Linked DNA regions of Mus musculus: region 2 is linked to region 1. The links are chromatin loops, found by intact Hi-C in ENCODE. Cell type or tissue: left cerebral cortex. All regions are shown on one strand.

Region 1 (2,500 bases):
TTCCTGATCGATACTGCATTTCTACTCTGCTTTTGTCTACTGCCCTTCTCTTTTGTGTAATGTGTTTAAAATTAGAGTCCGAAAGCAATGACAAATATGTAAAGTGGGAAGAGCAGGAGAGAGAGAGGGAGAGAGAGAGAGAGAGGGAGGGAGGGAGGGAGGGAGGGAGGGAGGGAGGGAAGGAAGGAAGGAAGGAAGGAAGGAAGGAAGGAAGGAAGGAAGGAAGGAAGGAAGGAAGAGGATTGTTCTTCACAGCTTGTCACACAGAAGTGACACCGCTGTGCCAGTTGAGAGGGCATGCAGGTAGCTAGCCTTCACCTGGGACACTGACAGCTCCCGTAACCAGTACTTGGCATGTAGCAGAACTCACACGCAAACTGTTTTACAGACATGATCTCTTGTAACTCAAAATGGAGGTTCAGGGACGATCACAGACGTGATCTCTTGTAACTCACAACAGACAGAGAAGATAGCAGTAGCCCAATATGCGAAAAAATTAAGGCTCCAGGAGGTTAAATAACTTGTCTGAAAAGAAAAGATGACAGGGTCATAGCTGGTTGGCAGAACATGCTCAAGGTTGCGTCTTCAGCACTACCCTACAAAAGCGAATACGACATACACTTAAGTGCCTTCCACTGCTTCTAATGACAACACCACCAGAATTAAGTCTAAGTTGTTCTTACCCCACCACCGCCGCCGCTCCCAAGTTGCCTCACTGGCTAGAGTGGAAAAATGACTTCCTGCTACTTCAATTATTAACCCATCCTAAGGGATGGCTGGGTTTAACAACGTCAATGTCCATCACCCTCTTGCTGCCAGACCCCTTTGAATGGAAGCACACCCAGGACTCTTCGTGTTATTTTAAGATAGATAACAAAAGAATACATTCTCTAGCAAGTTGGGTCAGTGAGCAAGGCGATAATGAATTCAACGTCTGCAGTTCTGAGAAACACCCACGTGTTTTAACTGGTCCTCAAATGGCGATATCACACTCTGCCCTGGTTGCGCTGGTGGGTGTTTCCCAGTACTGCTCGCAGAATGGGGCTGAAAAAAATCTCTGGGCAAGCCCGGGGACTCCAGACTCTTTACTGTGGACCCAGGGGAGGGCAGCTTTGCTACTAGACTCCATACATGGGGCCCGCACCAGTCACTATAGAACGCACAGCGCTGGCATGCACCAGGCGGGTTGCAAGATAAATACTGCACGCCCACTGCACTCCACGCCCACTGCACTCCTCGCTCATGGAGAGAGTCCATCCCCCGGCACCTCCCGCACTCACGCTCGCGCTCGTGCACACGCGCGCATCCCGTGCACCCGCTCGGATCCTCGCCTGGTGGCACCCGGCGCGCCCGCGCAGCGCCGAGCGGAGGGCGGGGAGGGCGCGGCCGCGAGAGGGCGCGGCGAGCGGCTTCCTCGCGGGGCCGGGTTGTTGCGGAGGCCGGAGACGAGGCTCTCGGAGGGTCCCCGGGGCCGAGGGAGCGCGGACGGCACGCGCGCCATGAACCCGAAGGCGGGCGGTGAGGAAGAGGACTGCGTGGACTCTGGCGCCGAGACCGGAGGGTGAGCTGAGCCCAGCCGGGCGGGGCGGGAGCTCAGTACTTGCGCTCGGGAGCCCGAGCTGGGGAGGCAGTCCTGGGGTTGGGGTGCAGTATCTGCGAGCCAGCGGCATGGTCTGTGGTTGCCTGGGTCAGGGTGGGAAGGGGCGAGAAGAACCCCACCCCGGGCTGCTAGGTGATGGGACCCGAGGTTCAGCGTCGTTCCTCGCAGCCCTGTGGCCCCACGGTGCCAGGTTCAGCCACTATCCCCCTTCACCTAGAGATGCGCCTGCACTTGTTCCAGCCAGGCAACTCTGATAGCTTTGGAGCCCCAGGCTGCTGAGGAGGAAAGCAGGTGGAGAGGGTGGGACACCAGCACAGGAAAAAGACTCCGAAGCCGGCTAGGAGGACTTCATATCTCACTTATACTGTGCTGCTGAGCGGCCTCTCCACCCCGCCAGCCTGGAGTACCCACAGGATGCTGTGATGGGGTCTTGTGTGCTTCAATGGACTCAGTAATTAGCTCCAACCTTTGGAGGCTAATTAGTCCTCTCCCAACAGCAGTTTTCCTGAGTAGGACAAAAGACGGAATGCATTTTCAGAAACCAATGTCCCGTGATGGTCTCCACCCAGCCCATATCTAGAGGATTTTCCTGTGCACAGTCAGCACCACAGCCAGGATACAAGTGCTACCCCAGTAGGAACGTGTGTCTTTTCCTATCTAGAGAAGTCCTGCTAGAGGTCAGGGGCTACCCAGGCTACAGAAGACCTCGGAATTCCTGGAAGGTGGAGAGGTTTCAAACTAATATTAGGATTTGGCAATCTACTGAGAACAGGGAGGGAGGCCAGTTCCAGAATGGACCTATGTTCTGACCTAACCCACGAAAGCGTCCCTCAAGCTCGTCCTGCCTCCCAACCCCACCCCTCCTTGCAGCCTTCTCCACCAGCCCAACCCTAAATCTGG
Region 2 (2,500 bases), 53 kb after region 1:
AGGAGGGAGAGGAGGAGGAGGAAGAGAAGGAGAAGAAGAAGGAGAAGAAGGAGAAGAAGAAGAAGAAGAAGAAGAAGAAGAAGAAGAAGAAGAAGAAGAAGAAGAAGAAGAAGAAGAAGAAGAAGAAGAAGAAACAAACACCTGACATTTTTATGGAAATACATTTTCAACACACTTAGCTCACAAAATCTATTTTTGAATGCTCAATTATACAGTATAATGCCTCATATAATTATTTGAACTGAAAAAGAAGACATAGCCAGAGCTGACTTGACAATTGTTCACACTCAGAAAGTAAAATAACTAAGGCCAAAGTGTTGAAGGGGGAAAGAACACCCAGGGACTGGCCCCACGTCAGTGTGCAGTACAGAATGCATGCCTTCCTAGTGCCCACTGTCACACAGGGACCCAGGACCGTAGAATCCAGAAGTGCTGCTTCCGGTGGGTGCTTCATAGAACAGCCAGCAACCTACAGCAGACAGCAGAAAGCCTTGCTTTGAAACCATTCAGCACTTGAAAATCTGGGTCTACACACAACTGGCTAGCAAGCCTTATAAAGACTTAGCATGAGTACCCAATGCCTTGCACACTTACAAAATACTCTGAGTATGAAAGCTACCTTTGCACACTCTTCCTCAGCCGACTCATGTTGGTAAGCAAGCCTGCAGACCGTCCCTTCTGGACTGATTTGTATAAGGGGATTCATGGCCTGCAGTTACAAATAACAGGTTATGAGGTATGCTGGGGAAGCAGGCAGGAGAATCTCTGACTTTAAAAAGCACACGTTTCGAAAGGGCTACATATATCTCTCCATAAATGACCAGAGCCATCTTTTGTAATTTGTAGCACTGTGCCCAGTAAACAGTTAAAATGCTTGGAACATTTTTGGCTGTCCTTTTGATTGTCCATGTGAGCCAGTGCCCCATGCCCCAAAGTAGGAAAGTGTGTGGTGCTGTCCCACAGGGCCAGCCTCCAGCTAGTGCGCAGGAGCCTTGGGGAGAGCGGACACTACAGTCACCCAGCTTCCCCATCTGTTGTCCGTTGCTGCCACCGTGTGAATGGTGACCAGACCTCCCAGTGAGGCTATGTTTACAACCCCACCTCACCAAATGCCAACTTCTGGCATTGGGATCAATGCCAAACTATCCCCAGATTCTGTTTAATCGTGGGAAAGAAAAGCATGGGCGTGTTCTGTTCCCTGCCAGCGTGGTGCTTCTTGCCTCCTCTCTGGAAGGGCCTACACCAGCTCAGATGCACTCTCGGAGCCTTTCCAGCAGGACCTTCAAGCTCTCTTACGCATCACTGTCCATCAGCCTCGGGTCCACCATCCTCACAAGGAAAGCCTGGGCCTCTCTCTTTGGACTTTGCAGGACTCTGAGGTCATCTCGGTGTAAATAAATAAAAACGTGGACTGTCCTGATTCTGGATCAACCTCTGAAAAAGCCAACCTCTGGAAAGGGCTAAATGATAAGTATTTTAAAGTTTGTCACATCATGTTTTAAACTTTATCCAAATGTGTTGCTATCGCTTCTATTGCAGCATGAAAAATAAAAGATATGTGAATGGGAGTGGCTGAGTTGCAATCAGACTTCATTTCTAAGAGCAGGTTATGGCCAGTATCGGCTCAAGTGGCAGTTGCGGAGCCCTCAAGACAGACTGCTGTAGAAGATTGGCTCAATTCCAGCTTAGGTTTTCCAAGCCTCTGCTGGGAAGATGATGATGGTGGTGGTGGTGATGGTGATGATGATGATGATAAGCCCCTATGGCTCACCCCAGCCCAGAACTTTGACTCCAAGTCAATAGCTGATAGTGATTTTAAAAAATATATTAACCTCAGAAAGGAGAAAAAAATAACTTAGGGTGATGGCACACCTCTGGGACAGGATCCAATGCATCACCACCAAGAGACAGGAAGGTAAAGGTGAGTGTCCTGGATCCCTGAGATGGCATCTGCCTTTGTTCCCCACAGTACCCCTGCTTTGGAATGCTAACCTCACAAGGATTATCTTTGAAACCCAACTCCAGTCTCAGTATTTCTACCCTTTCCTCTGTGAACTGTCCCCCCAGCACAGTCCCGTCGGCCAAGCTGAGTGATCCCTAAAAGACGTCAGAGATACCACACAGAAGAGAGGCTTGTCAGTACCTTTTCCTGCTGCAGTCCACTCCCAGGCTGCCCTGGACTGGCATGGGAGATGGAGGGAGTCTACCGAGCAGCTACCTTCTGTAAAACCTTGCTTTCTCCCTGTGCTAACCCGGTGCTCACCAGTGGATCCTGACTCTTGGAGCAGTACTGACCTTATGACAGATACTGAAGTCCAATAGGTGACACGTAGATTTGTTCAACTGAAAAATACTGAGATGGTGTCATAAGCTAGCCCTCTTCTAAAGTGGGTTCAGTGATGTAGGGAATAACCATCTTATCGCTAGCTTTCTGTTGTCTCCTGAGACCCAACCTCTTGCCTTCTTGACCTAAAACCACCCCACCCTCAGCTGTGCCCAG

The links. Peaks named below come from ENCODE experiments on the same cell type or tissue, not always from the same donor. Only the 100,000 strongest peaks of a DNase experiment are listed, where the experiment ranks them.
Region 2: a loop joins it to region 1, with 4 times the contacts of the local background. A loop is called at or near these places in 5 of 42 quality-filtered maps.

The regions. Positions count from the first base shown.
Region 1 is chr14:62,554,354-62,556,853 of GRCm38, forward strand. Fam124a (family with sequence similarity 124, member A) reads left to right here and starts at 1,384. Exons shown (of 4, transcript NM_001243857.1): 1 at 1,384-1,561. The coding sequence starts at 1,500. In left cerebral cortex, a CTCF peak has its summit at 1,366 (motif pointing right); DNase peaks (open chromatin) are centred at 1,035, 1,207, 1,569 and 2,028; H3K4me3 peaks cover 1,637 bases; H3K27ac peaks cover 1,031 bases.
Region 2 is chr14:62,606,919-62,609,418 of GRCm38, forward strand. Fam124a (family with sequence similarity 124, member A) reads left to right here. Exons shown (of 4, transcript NM_001243857.1): 4 at 1-1,567. Among named protein-coding and RNA genes, the nearest start is that of Gm52153, 20 kb to the right of the region's middle. In left cerebral cortex, a CTCF peak has its summit at 1,053; a DNase peak (open chromatin) is centred at 1,082.